Regions from separate parts of the Mus musculus genome. Here region 1 is linked to region 2. The links are chromatin loops, found by intact Hi-C in ENCODE. Cell type or tissue: left cerebral cortex. All regions are shown on one strand. Links, peaks and the distances in the headings refer to the core of each region. The heading gives the core; the rest is flanking DNA.

The links. Hi-C counts contacts between places; a loop is a spot of excess contacts. Peaks named below come from ENCODE experiments on the same cell type or tissue, not always from the same donor. Only the 100,000 strongest peaks of a DNase experiment are listed, where the experiment ranks them.
Region 1: a loop joins it to region 2, with 6 times the contacts of the local background. A loop is called at or near these places in 11 of 42 quality-filtered maps.

The regions. Positions count from the first base shown.
Region 1 is chrX:152,919,313-152,925,426 of GRCm38, forward strand. No RefSeq gene overlaps it. Among named protein-coding and RNA genes, the nearest start is that of Usp51, 84 kb to the right of the region's middle. In left cerebral cortex, for the core only: no CTCF peak of the experiment used is centred there; no DNase peak of the experiment used is centred there.
Region 2 is chrX:153,356,172-153,362,285 of GRCm38, forward strand. It overlaps Klf8 (Kruppel-like factor 8), which reads left to right and starts at 3,442. Exons shown (of 8, transcript NM_001357183.1): 1 at 3,442-3,538; 2 at 3,671-3,793; 3 at 4,125-4,312. In left cerebral cortex, for the core only: a CTCF peak has its summit at 3,239; DNase peaks (open chromatin) are centred at 2,833, 3,434, 3,978, 4,693 and 1 more place; H3K4me3 peaks cover 2,102 bases; H3K27ac peaks cover 1,618 bases.

The DNA of each region.
Region 1 (6,114 bases), core at 1,120-5,119, 440 kb before region 2:
CTCATACATTTATTCATGGAGAATTAGCATGCTTCTATCGTAGTGGAAATGTATTGAAGACAAATGCAAAGATTCCCATTTGTTTATTTTCTCTCAGAAGGGTGTTCTTTTCTCTTGTGTTTTTCATGGTGTTCTTTTTACATCCATGTGAAATTTGTCCGTAGGATAGAAGGCAGATTATATAAATCACATTAAGATGGCGATAATGTTTGAATACATGCTAATCTTGACTTGTCGCACAGTAAGAAAGTTACCAGGCAGACGTTTAGGAAAATATAAAAAGAAGTTAAATTGAGTGACAAATTTTAAATTTTATTTTATGTATGTGAGTGTTTGCCGTTATGCAGGTGTATATACTGTGTACAGGCCTGGTTGCCATGAAAGCCAGAAGAGGGTTCCAGGTTCCTTGGCAATAGTTAAACTGTCAAAACTGCGATGGAGATGCAATTTTGGGGCCATGTATATATGGGGAGGTCCTCTTCAAGAGCAAAAAAAAAAATGCTTTTAACTGCTGAGCTGTCTTTTCAGCCTTCACATGAGTACTTCTTTTTTTTTGACTTTAAAACATAAACAAAACCAAAACAATTTTATTTGACAAAAGACAAAAACCAGTTATTTACAGTAGTTTTTTGCTCAAATATTGTTCAATGGGACAACCGTGCTTCTCCAGATTTATCTTACAGGCAACCTAAGCAGAGACCGCTCTACCTTTCAGATGCCCTGTTTTATCCCAGGAGGGGGGAATGCCAGAATATGTCAGCAGCATGGCTCCCTCCCTCCTCCCTTGCTCAGTGCACTGTGGGAGGAAAAGAAATCCCTCATCCTAGTATCACCCCTGCCTTAGCATCCTACAGCCATCATGGGGTCTCACAGACAGGTGGGGTAGCAGTGGGCAAACCACAAAGTCAATGAAGCCACCATGTTCCCTTCTCAGCAGTACCTCAGGGTGACAGAGAGTTGAGCTTGCTGGGTCCCCTACAGGACAGGAAGCCAGAGGGAGGCATGAGGCAGAGCCTAGGAAAGCAGCTGTTGCTCTCGACCAGCAAGAACGACATGACCACCAGTCCTTCTAACAGCAGTTTATTCAGTCCTGATTCTTCTTGTTTATATCTCCCCCGAACCCTGGGCCTCTCACTCCTTTTATACTCTCATCCACGCACAGCAGGCCACGCCGCCTCACCAGGCACGCAGCTTCAGCTAATCAGGGCAGCAGAGGCATATCTCCTGGTGCACCTGCGCAGCTCTCAAGATGTTTGTGGCTTATATGAGGAAGTCAGGTGCAAGTCATATGACTTAGCTACAGTCCCTGGCACCTTTGGGACTGCCGCCACACCCGCTCCTAACAAGCAGCCCCTTACAAATAGCCATTCTCTGCCCACTTGCACAGCAAGGGATGGGTGAAGTCACTCAGGAGAGGTATGGAAGCCTGCTAAGCCTCAGGGGCTCCCTGGAAAGGCCAGAGTGGTCTCTGCCTTCCTCGGAACAGGCACTCCAAGCCAGTCAACATCCAAGAGCCCCGTCTGTGCTCACACCCGGGTGAACCTCAGCTCACAGTTAGGGCTCCTCACATCTTCTGGTTATTCAGAACACAAGTATTTTGGTTAATAAAAATCTAGGATTAGTGTTTCTTAGGATATAAAGATGGGGTATACTGTTGCTGAAAACTAAGCAAAGTAAACGGGGAAAAGGGAAGAGATTAAGACCAAGTGTGCTCTGTTTCCCCGGGAAATTTAGGCAGGCCCTTGCAATCCCACCCTGAAGGGAGGTGAAACAGACACAGCTCCCAGGCAGGTGGGCCAGTCGGTAGCCCACATGAGCACTTCTATTGACATTACCCACTCTCTAAGTTCCTCCTTTTTCTGGCTCCCAGAAGCAAAGTATTATTGGAACCCATGCCAAACTAAAGCATTTTCCTGTGAGCTCTGGTCCTTTGTCAGCACAGTGACTGGCAAGTACTTTTGATAGAGAGTAACTATGATGGAGTTCAAATCAGCGTATCCTTGCTGCTCTTCTTACTGCAAACCTCAGTGCAGCAGTGAGACCCAAAGGCCCTCGAAGTTTCTAGAACTTTGGCATGCTGGTTTACTTTTCTTCCCTCCCTTGATTCCACCTGATGAATTGAAAATGTACCCTCGGTCCTTGGAGATGCCATATGGTGCTGAGATTTTGATATTCCATGAAAAGTATAAGATATTTAAAGTATATTTAACTCCAAATAGACTGCATAAAATCAACATTCTAGATTCTATGCAGTCTATTCGGAGTTAAATATCTATACTTTAATTATAAGATGAACCACTCTCAAAGGCTTACAAAAGAGACATAATAGAACTATAATAGATTCATTTTTAGAGACCCCGATCTAAGCTTGAACTCAGCATTAGTTTCCAACTTGCCTTCCAACAAAGCCTGAGCCTAGCTCTAGTCTCTAGGCTAGAGAAACTTTCAAAGAACAAAAATAAAATTTATTGCACCCAAAGAACTCAGAGAGTAGGAAACAGAACTCAAACCCAGACAAAGTAAAGGTGTATCTTCATCACTCTTAAAGACTGTGCAATGGGTTGAGAAAAGAGAGACCCAACTGCACTCAGCATGAAATGCATGTCACATATACTGATGTAGTGCCAGAGGAATGTTAGTGATCCCCTCCTCACTACAAAAACAAACAAACAAACAAACAAACAAAACAGTCAGGAGCCAATCTGATGCAAATTACAATAGGGCCTTTTTATTTGAGCTAGCTCGGGCCCCCTCCAATGCACTGTGGTCACACAGGACCATTTTTGTGTGAGGGGGGAGCCCTGAATATATATCGGGACAAGGCTTCATAGTAAGAAGCAAGCAAGAGGTAAGTGTGCAAGCATCTAATTGGAAGGCTACTGTGTCATTTAACATAATTGACTGGTGCTGGGAGTCATATCATTGGTGGTTGTTAGGCAGGGTGTGGGCTTGTAACCTGGAGGTGCAGGTTTGTTGGGGGAAATTACGTGGAGATGCTAGTCTTGTTGGGGATTAGCCTAGAGACTAGAGCTAGGCTCAGGCTTTGTTGGAGGGCAAGTTGGAAACTAATGCTGAGTTCAAGCTTAGATGGGGTTCTCTAAAATGGAGTCTGAACTTAAAAGATTTGGTCTCTCAATGCTATATGTAGGCTATAAATGAGTGCAAACATATATACTTGGTAAACTTCATTAATAACTAAATCCAGAGGTGATAGTAACATCTGACAATGTGGACAACATAGCAAAGAAAAATTTCAGAGATGATGAGGAGTAAGTCTGAACTACTATAATTATTGAAGGTGTAGCCATTTGTGGCTCTAGTCACTTTCAAGGTTAATAATTTGATAACACTCATGGAAATCTTGAGGTAGTTGACATCATGTTTAAAATTACTACAATACAATTACTTGAACCAAAATCAAGGAAGTAAAAAGGCACGTGTAACACAACTAAAAGACAGTCCAACTCCATGAAAGTACTCTCCTTGTAGAGTAATTCAATGTATTTCTCTAGCAATGAATTGGGACCATGCACAAAGCATTCTGTACGAAAAAAAGGTTGTATCTCAGTTACCACGTGTTCACACTGCCTAGCACCTTTGCAAATCCAGTCAGCCAGAATGAAAATGGGTGTTCTGGTTAGTTTCGGTTACAAACTGGAGTCATCTTCTGTTGAGGAATTGCCTCTTTCAGACTGACCTATTGGCAAATTTGTGTTTCATTTTCTTGATTGCTGTTTAATATGGCAGAATCCAATATACAATGGGCAGTGCCACCACTGGGCAGATGGTTTGGGGGGTTGTGTAAAAATGCAGGCTGAGCAAACAATGCAGAACAAACAGCAAGCAGTATTCTTCTATGTTCTTTTTTTTTTTCTTTTTTTTCTTCTATGTTCTTAGCCTCAGCCTGCTTCTGGGTTCCTGTTCTGACTTCCCTGTATGATGGGTTGTTACCTGTGAGTCATTAAACACCACCACTACAACAACAACAAGATTTCACCCCCCCCAAGTTGCTTTTGATCAATATTTTATCACAACAGAAGCTAAATTAGAGGAATTTAGCATAAACTGCCATAAGTTAAACCACTTATATACACTTTTATAACATGCCTTTTAAATAACTAGCTTGATTCCTTTTCCATTATGAGGATGGCCTTCTTTGAGTCATCTCATAGATATACAGGATTCCAAAGTTTCAGTATATCACTAGTTGCACACTTTCTTTTTGGAGGTTCTAGCAGGGGAGCGCAGCTACTCGTATACCCTTGACCGAAGACCGGTCCTCCTCTATTCGGGGAAGGTCGTCCTCTTCGACCGAGCGCGCAGCTTCGGGGGGGGGGGGGGGAGCGGTGAGGGAGGAAGGGGACACCCGCCTAGCCAGCCAGATCAGCCGAATCAACCCTGGCGATCAATGGGGTGACAGATGTCGCAGCCAGATCACCCTCACATCCGCACACTTTCTTTTTGATGCATGATTGCATTGTTTGCAAATTTAAGCCATTAAAATTGAGGACCGTATGATCACTATTACATGTACAATAGTATCTACCCCAGCTCATTTAGAATGATATAAGGGTAAGTCGAACAATGTTGACCCTTTCTGATGAAGGATGATTGAATAAACGATGGTGGTGGTAAACAATATCATCTGAGACCCTGTGAGTCATTTGTGTCAGCTTAGCAGGTGTTGGGATTTAGCTCACTACTCTAATGATGCCATGTGAGCCCTATAACACATGAGTCAGAGAGCTCAGACCTCAAGAGGAAAAGGAACAACAGAAAACAGCAGAAGCAATGCTGTCAGCTGGCCATCCCAGGGATGGCCTCACCTGGTGCTAGGCCCATGTCTCCCACCACAGCCTTCCAGCATCTCTTGTCTGGAAGGCAACTCTGCTGGGTCTCATTTAACCCCATCCCCTCTTCTCCATTTTGACCAATTTCTACTCTTGAAACAAACCTTTCCCAAGACATCAGCAGCTCTCCACCCATGAACATACCCGGAAGGTAGGGAGTATAATTACTTCAGCTGTGCAGGTGAAGAGATTAAAGCCAACAGACAGCAGGTTCTAGGCCTGCAGCTACACCTTGGGTCAGTAGGCAGCTGGTGGAGTCTTTTACCTTAAAGCCTATAGCTTCAATTCTCACAAGCCACCGGGGCTTTTTTATTTGTTGTTTTGTTTTTTGTTTTTTGTTTTTGTTTTTTGTTTTTGTTTTTGTTTTCATTTTTCTGCTGCCTCCTCTAATGAGTCCTTCTGTCCTGTGGCTATTAGCCTATGAAAACACCAACAAAACCTTCAGCTAACCACAGTGACCAGGTGCTTCTTGTAGAGACAAAGCTAGATGCTGACAAACATGTGAGACTATTTTCATCCTTACATGGAAGAGAGAGAGAGCAGGATGTAGGGCAAAGTTATAAGCTCTCTGAGTCTGCGCCACAGTTATGTGATTCCGCCAGCAAGGCTGCACTGCCTTAAGGTTTCACAACGCCCCACCTGCGGACCGTGTATTCAAATACATGATCCTGGAGGAGGAATTTCTCATTCACCTTCTAAATGAGAATGCAATGTCTGTTCTGTGTTGTTGTGTTTTAAAAGTAGGTAACTTGGTTTTAATTTTATGTGAACTCAAATTTAAGAGATTGCCTTTAGTAATACATAAAACTTGGAGTTTTAATCTCTCTCTCTCTCTCTCTCTCTCTCTCTCTCTCTCTCTCTGTGTGTGTGTGTGTGTGTGTCCGTGTCCTTAAGTGTATGTGGTGCACCATATGTATGCAGGAGACTGTGAAACTCAGATGGCATCAGACTCCTTGGAACTAGAGTTAGCAGATGGTTTTCAGTTTCCATGTAGGTAATGGGCCTTGAACCTATGTCTTCTACAAGACCAGTAAGCACTCTTAACTGCTGAGCCATCCCTCCATCTCAGATCCTGGAATTTTAGTGTTAGAATTGTTAGACTTCTGTGGCTCTTGAAGTTTGACTGCATGTATTCTGCATTAGATTTGTGACAAGGAGTGAGGGGTTACTGTAAAGTGATGTCTTTGGATATCATGTAGGCAAAGGGTGGAGATGAGGTGGTTAATATTGTCAACTTGACAAGATATAGTAGAATCACCCAAGA
Region 2 (6,114 bases), core at 1,153-5,152:
TCTTCTCTTCTCTTCTCTTCTCTTCTCTTCTCTTCTCTTCTCTTCTCTTCTCTTCTCTTCTCTTCTCTTCTCTTCTCTTCCGAGAGACAGGGTTTCTCTGTGTAGCCCTGGCCGTCCTGGAACTCACTCTGTAGACCAGGCTGGCCTCGAACTCAAAAATCCACCTGACTCTGTCTCCCAAGTGCTGGGATTAATGGCGTGCGCTGCCGCACCACCACCAGGCACTCATCACTCTCTTTTCCCCCTTCTCCTTAGCTACAGGTCTTAAAGTATTTTAAATTTGTTGTTGTTTTTTCTGCTGGGAGCAGTAGGGGTGGTGGTGATGAAGGCCTCTTCCTGAGGCTTTTCCTCTGCTTCTCCCCCTTGCCCTCCTTCTGGGCTCCACCCCCATAGTTTGTTAGCTGGCCTTCTCAAGAAGGAAGGGAAGCAGGAGAATGAGAAGGAAGAAGGGCACTACAGAGAGCAACATCTTGTGAGACCCAGGTGTCTGCAGGCTTCTTGGCTATAGTCCTTAAGTCCAGTATGTAATTTAACCCTCTTCCTTATACATGTACAGGAGAGCTCAAGATGCCCAGTTCCCCTTTTGCTTCAGGTGAAAAGGGAGAAGTTGAAGATACTGCGGGTTGCTATTTGATTTATTTCTTAAGCCCCTTAAGAGAAGGGGAGCCCGTGGTGCTTCCTAAAACGAAGAACCCTAGTTAATTCTTGATGTTTGCTCTCTCACAACATTCCATCTGACACAAAGGGTACACCTAGCCTAGATAAAAGTGTATTGTTGCTCAGTGTGTTTCATCGACTAAATGGATGGAAAAAGGGACAGGAAAGATACTTGAGTGTATGTATCCAAGGTTTAATAATTTACTTTGTTTTTTCCCAAAATCAGAATTTGCCCATCCAGTACAGTTTTCTATACAAATGCAGTTGAGGCAGACAAAATCTGGGATGTAAAATAAATTAGGTCTCCAGAAAAACTTTTAGCGAGAGTATAAATTGTTTGGCTATCTTCAGGTGGATTGACACATCTTCTTGAACCTGCATAGATTAAACAAAGAATTTACCATGACAAAAGGGTACGCCCAGCTTAGATAAAGAGTTCTAGTGGCTATTAATGGCAGTATTACAGAAGTCTACCCATCTTTGTTTTTCACATCACAAAAGTGTATTTGTCTTGAACATAAACAGTTTTACATCCTTGAATCTAAAACTTTCTGTCATTACTGAAGATAGCCTTGGGCTAGTGAAATATCCTTTTCTTAAAAGCAATATTTATTAGATTTTATATATTAAGAACATAAGGATACAAGGTATAATGTGACCCTTTTTAAAAACGAATATATAGAGTTGTACATTATGTGGCTCCCTCTTAATAAGTCTTACCTTGTAATTGCAGCAGGTGTGTACGCAGTGGTAGAAATATGGTATAGAGAGATAGTGAGGCATTTGTAAAAACCCCTATAACAGGGGCATTCTTTTACGTAGCAAGTATACATATCTGCTGTTTAATCTTTGTCCCTTGATTTCTATGTATGAAAACGATAGCGCTGGTACCTACCTATACCACTGTCAGAACGATTCAGTGAGGCTCAGAACAGAGTTCAGCACTTAGTTACTGCTCTGTAACGATGAATGATAATAATACTCAGCATCTACATTGCAGACCTACTGACACCTGATACCTAACCAGGACTTTATAGTTTAATAATGAGAAGCAGTTATAACAACACATAGGTACCTGGAGGTGCTGAAGCAAATGGTCAGTTCTTCCAAACGTAATGAAATTAGGAGAGGGGGTGACCTTTACTTGGTCCTTTTAAAAAGGTGAACAGAGTTTAGGCCACGTCAACAAAAAAGGTAAGGTGTCTCGTGGCCTAGAGATTAATTGAGAAAATCCTGGTCTTATCAGAAATTTGGAGTCCAGTAGAGCAGCAAAACCCCTGCTGCTTGAGATAAAGGTAGGGTCCAGATCATCACAACAGGTTAAAGGACTTGAACATTTGCATAGTTGGTGAACTACTAGTAGAGAACTGACTGGGGAGGGAAGGAAAAGGAGATTTTTAAAACATATCTGAGCAGAAATAGCAATTAAGCAAATGGACAAACATGCTGGGCACATACTGAGCTGTGACCCTCAGGTTTGTTGTTTGGTTTTTTTTTTTTTACTCTTTTTCTTTTGAGGCTGGGTGTGACATTGCATTCCTGTAAACTCAGAACCAAGGAGGCTGAGGCAGGTGAGTGGTGAGTTTGAGGACAGTCTAAGCTGCATTAGCCTGAGCTCTATCATAAGATTACCTCCTATTTCAAACAAACAAAAAAACAACAAGAAGAAACATAAGCTGGGGATCCAACTGAGTGATAGAATGCTTGCTTAGAATACACTAGGCCCCGAATTCAATCTACATTACTCCCTGATGGGACATAAAAATATAGTGCTACCTGCTGTCTAGGGTTGTTATGAGGAATAAAGGAAAATTGAGGACTATAATGGTACCTGGCCTAGTGAACTGCCCATATGAGGTGCTGAAGACATGGAACCTATTATTTCTTTTGCTTGGCTGCTCCTTCTGTTCCTCCGCTTTGTTTCTCCTCTCTCTCTCTCTCTCTCTCTCTCTCTCTCTCAGAATTGTGGTAGGGAAGAGGCACTGGAAGGAGGCTGTGGTTGTCTGTGACTTCCTGGGTTTCCATTAAAATGAACTAGAGACAGACTTTAAGGCAAGGACAAGGAAATGCTGGAAAGATGGTGGCTTCTATTCTACGGACCCAGTTCTTCGGGGATGTTAGCCAATGCTTAGCTGAGAGGCGGTCTCAGGGGGTTGAGAACTCTATTCTTAGAGAGCTGGGAGACTCAGAAAGCCTTCCTGTTGCCAATCCGTGATCATTTCATCTTTACCTAGTTTCCTCTCACCTCCTATTGCTAGAAAATTCACCCAGCTCTTCTTTCCTCTTAAGCTTCATCCCTAAAAAGACACTGTGACCCCTCTGTCTTTGCTAGTGTCACATGTTGCCATGGAGAACTGGGAGGGTTAAAAAAATCCATTTACTGTTACCATCTTACTGGCACTCCCCATTCTGCTTCCCTTTCTCCCTAGAAATCTCTTACTCCCAATCACCACACCCTTCCCAACCTCCCTTGGAGTGCTTAAGTCTGGGTGGATAGTTGACCAAGTAGTGTGCCTGAAAACCCCTGCTGGGGACTAAGGATGCACCGAAAAGGCTTTCAGTCATACCTGCAGCTGCAGGAGGCCAACTGAGACGGCCGCCAGGGGCGAGACTGGCTCCTGGCTCCTAGGGCCCGCCCCACCCCCTCCTCTGTCCCTCCGCCTCTTCTGCCCCACCCATCTCTACCCCCTCCTACTCCACTCCCCTCTAGCGGCCACTTGTCCCTTTTAAGGAACTCCACCCTAGGTGGAGTCCTCATAGTCGCACCTCTCTTCTGGGCCTAGTCTGACACAGAAAGAGCTATGTACTCCATCTGCTCAGATTGCCTGGGGAGAGCACCAGGCTTTGACCCGCGGGTGCGGTATACCAGTGGGGCGGCCAGGTACCACCGAGAAGTCTCTCAGGCGCGGTCCTGCGGGAGTGCCTCCCACTCGCGTTGGAGTCCCTGCCCTGGGCCGGTGTTTTCCTATATGTTTCGACCAATCGTTGGCGTCTTTTCCTCCTTTCTTTTTAGGAAGGCGCCGGGTGTGCAGCACTAACCGCTGCGAGGAGGGGATCCTCTGGCGCTGTCTCCTTGTGGGTCTTCACTGACTCCCCCTCTCTCTCTCTCAACTTTGCGTTCAAGTCGTGATCTAAGGTTTGGGTGCTTTGCTGGGACCCCGCCCGTGCTCTCTAGGCGAGGGTTTGAGGAGTTCTGAGGTGGGTGGAGAATGGGCTTGGCCGGAACTGAATCGGTTGAGGTAAAAGGGGAACGCAGGAGCTTCAGCGCTGGCCACTTCGCCCCGGAGAAGCCGCTGTATTTTTAGCACAGGGAAGGCTGCAGTGGGAGGATTCTTTTTAGGAAGTCGGCTCCACCGCCCCGATTCGGGGCTTGGATGCTTGAAAGCTTTGTTTCCCTTGTTCTGAGGGTGGCCCAGCTGGGTCTAAATCGACTCCCTCCCTTTTTCGTTTTCCCTATCCTTTTCCAGCCTGGAGAAAACAGGGAGGTGGGGGACCAAGGAAGAGAAGGCTAAAGCGTGTTACCAGGCGCGCTGTCAGACATGGGCGGGTGCAAGGGGAACAGCTGCCTTGAGATCAGCTCTGGAGTATGAGTCTCTGAGAGGACTGCGTGAGCTCCGGACACTTCAGGAGTCGGCAGCGGCTGGAGGCATAGGCGGTAAGTGACTTGGGAAAGGACCACTCTTTCAGTCTTCAGTCAGGGTTCTAATCCCCGCACCCCGCGTGCCAACCGCACACACCCACTTGGCTTTGGGTTTTAGCAGTGAAGTGGGATGGGGGAGACGAGTAAGCGGAAGGGGGTAAGAACATTATGTGGAATCAAATTCAACTCAATGGAAAAAGACTTCCCTTAAGGATCGCGGAGACTAAGAGGAAGGGTACTTCAGGGGGGGCTTGTGGAAGAATTGAAAAGGGACACGAATGGATAGGTATGTCTAGTTCAGTCTGTCCTGTCTAGGTGCTCTCAACCCTCCTTAAGTGGTACGGTTTGTTTTAACCCTGTACATGCAAAGTCTCTGTGCGAGAGAAGAGGATTTGGAGGAGCACTGAACCCACTTACGTCACCCCCTCCCTTCCCCCAAGCAGTAGCAGGTACCTAGAGATGCTTCTAAAACGAGGGAGGAGGGGAAGGGAAGAGTTAAGTTGGGAGCCTGCCCTCTAGGTACTGATAGCAGATCCCTTCTGTGGAGGAGCTGCTTAGGACATGCCCCTCTTTAAGGGGGGGGGTCGTCCCCTTGGTTGGGGGAGGAAGCCAAAGCATAGCCCTGTCTAGGCTCTTAAGGATGTGGCCAAGGGGTTAGCTCCTGTAGGTGGAAGATCAGCCAGAATTGCTGTGACTACTGGAGCAAAGGGACTTGCTTAGCCACAAAGTGAAGCTTTTTGTACTTTTTTTGACCCTAAGAATTTTGTAGAAACTAAACCATGTCGTAACAGGTGGCCAGGGGAACAGTACCTTATTTTCTCTATATTGTAATTGCGGGAAAAATTTATAAAGTACTTGTATGTCATTTAGCATAATAGTGATGGAGAAAAGAGAAAAAGAGACTCATCTCTAGACTTGGATTTAACCTGAAGATGGTTTGTGATAATAAAAAGATCTACTTTGAAACCCTTCTACCAGCATGAACTAGTTATATGACCATGCACCGTGCTTTTCTCCTCTGAGGGATGCATATTAAAATTCTTATTCAGAAGGTATATATGATACAGGCTGCTCCAACTCGCCGTTCTTCATGTTTTCTTACTCTGGGGTTTTCTCTGGCTCACTGCTGATAGACTTCGTACTTCATTGTCCTTAAAGCACATTTCAGATGAAGGGGAAAGAAGGCCTGTGCAGTTTGAATCGCTTGCTCAAAGACAGGCTAGAATATATGCCTTATTTGTTTGTGATTTAACATTGTTCTCCCTGGCTGCAAGAGAAAAGGCCACTAATCTGTCTATCTTCTGATTCTTTGGTTGGTTTAACCACGATGATGTAACCAGCAAGACCTTTGAACAGCAAACCAGTGGCTCACAAGTGACTTCGTCCTCTTCTTCAAAGTCTGGGGGGAACCCTTATGAGAGAGACCATCCTTGGAAACTGTTGGTGAGACAGGCTAGGCACAGTGCCTTTAGGTTAGCTTAGAGGACAGATAGGCAAAGGATGCAGGAAGGGTGGAAATCCAACTTCAAATGTGTAAGTGATAAATATAACTACCCAGCCTGTCCTCAAGACCAAATTGCATAAAAGCTCTGCGCTCATAGAAAGAACCCTCTTGCTTTCAGAGCATACAGGATAAAAAAAAATTGGTGGGAAAAAATGTTCAGGGCAGCCACCCTCATTTTTGTAGTGTGTGTATTTCAGAGATGAGGCTCTTAGTGGTTCCTGCTGGTTGCTTTTTTGTTTTGTTTTGTTTTGTTTTGTTTTTGAAATTTCCAGGGTATGAAGCCTAGCTATTATTAGTCTTCAGGGTGCCTGTT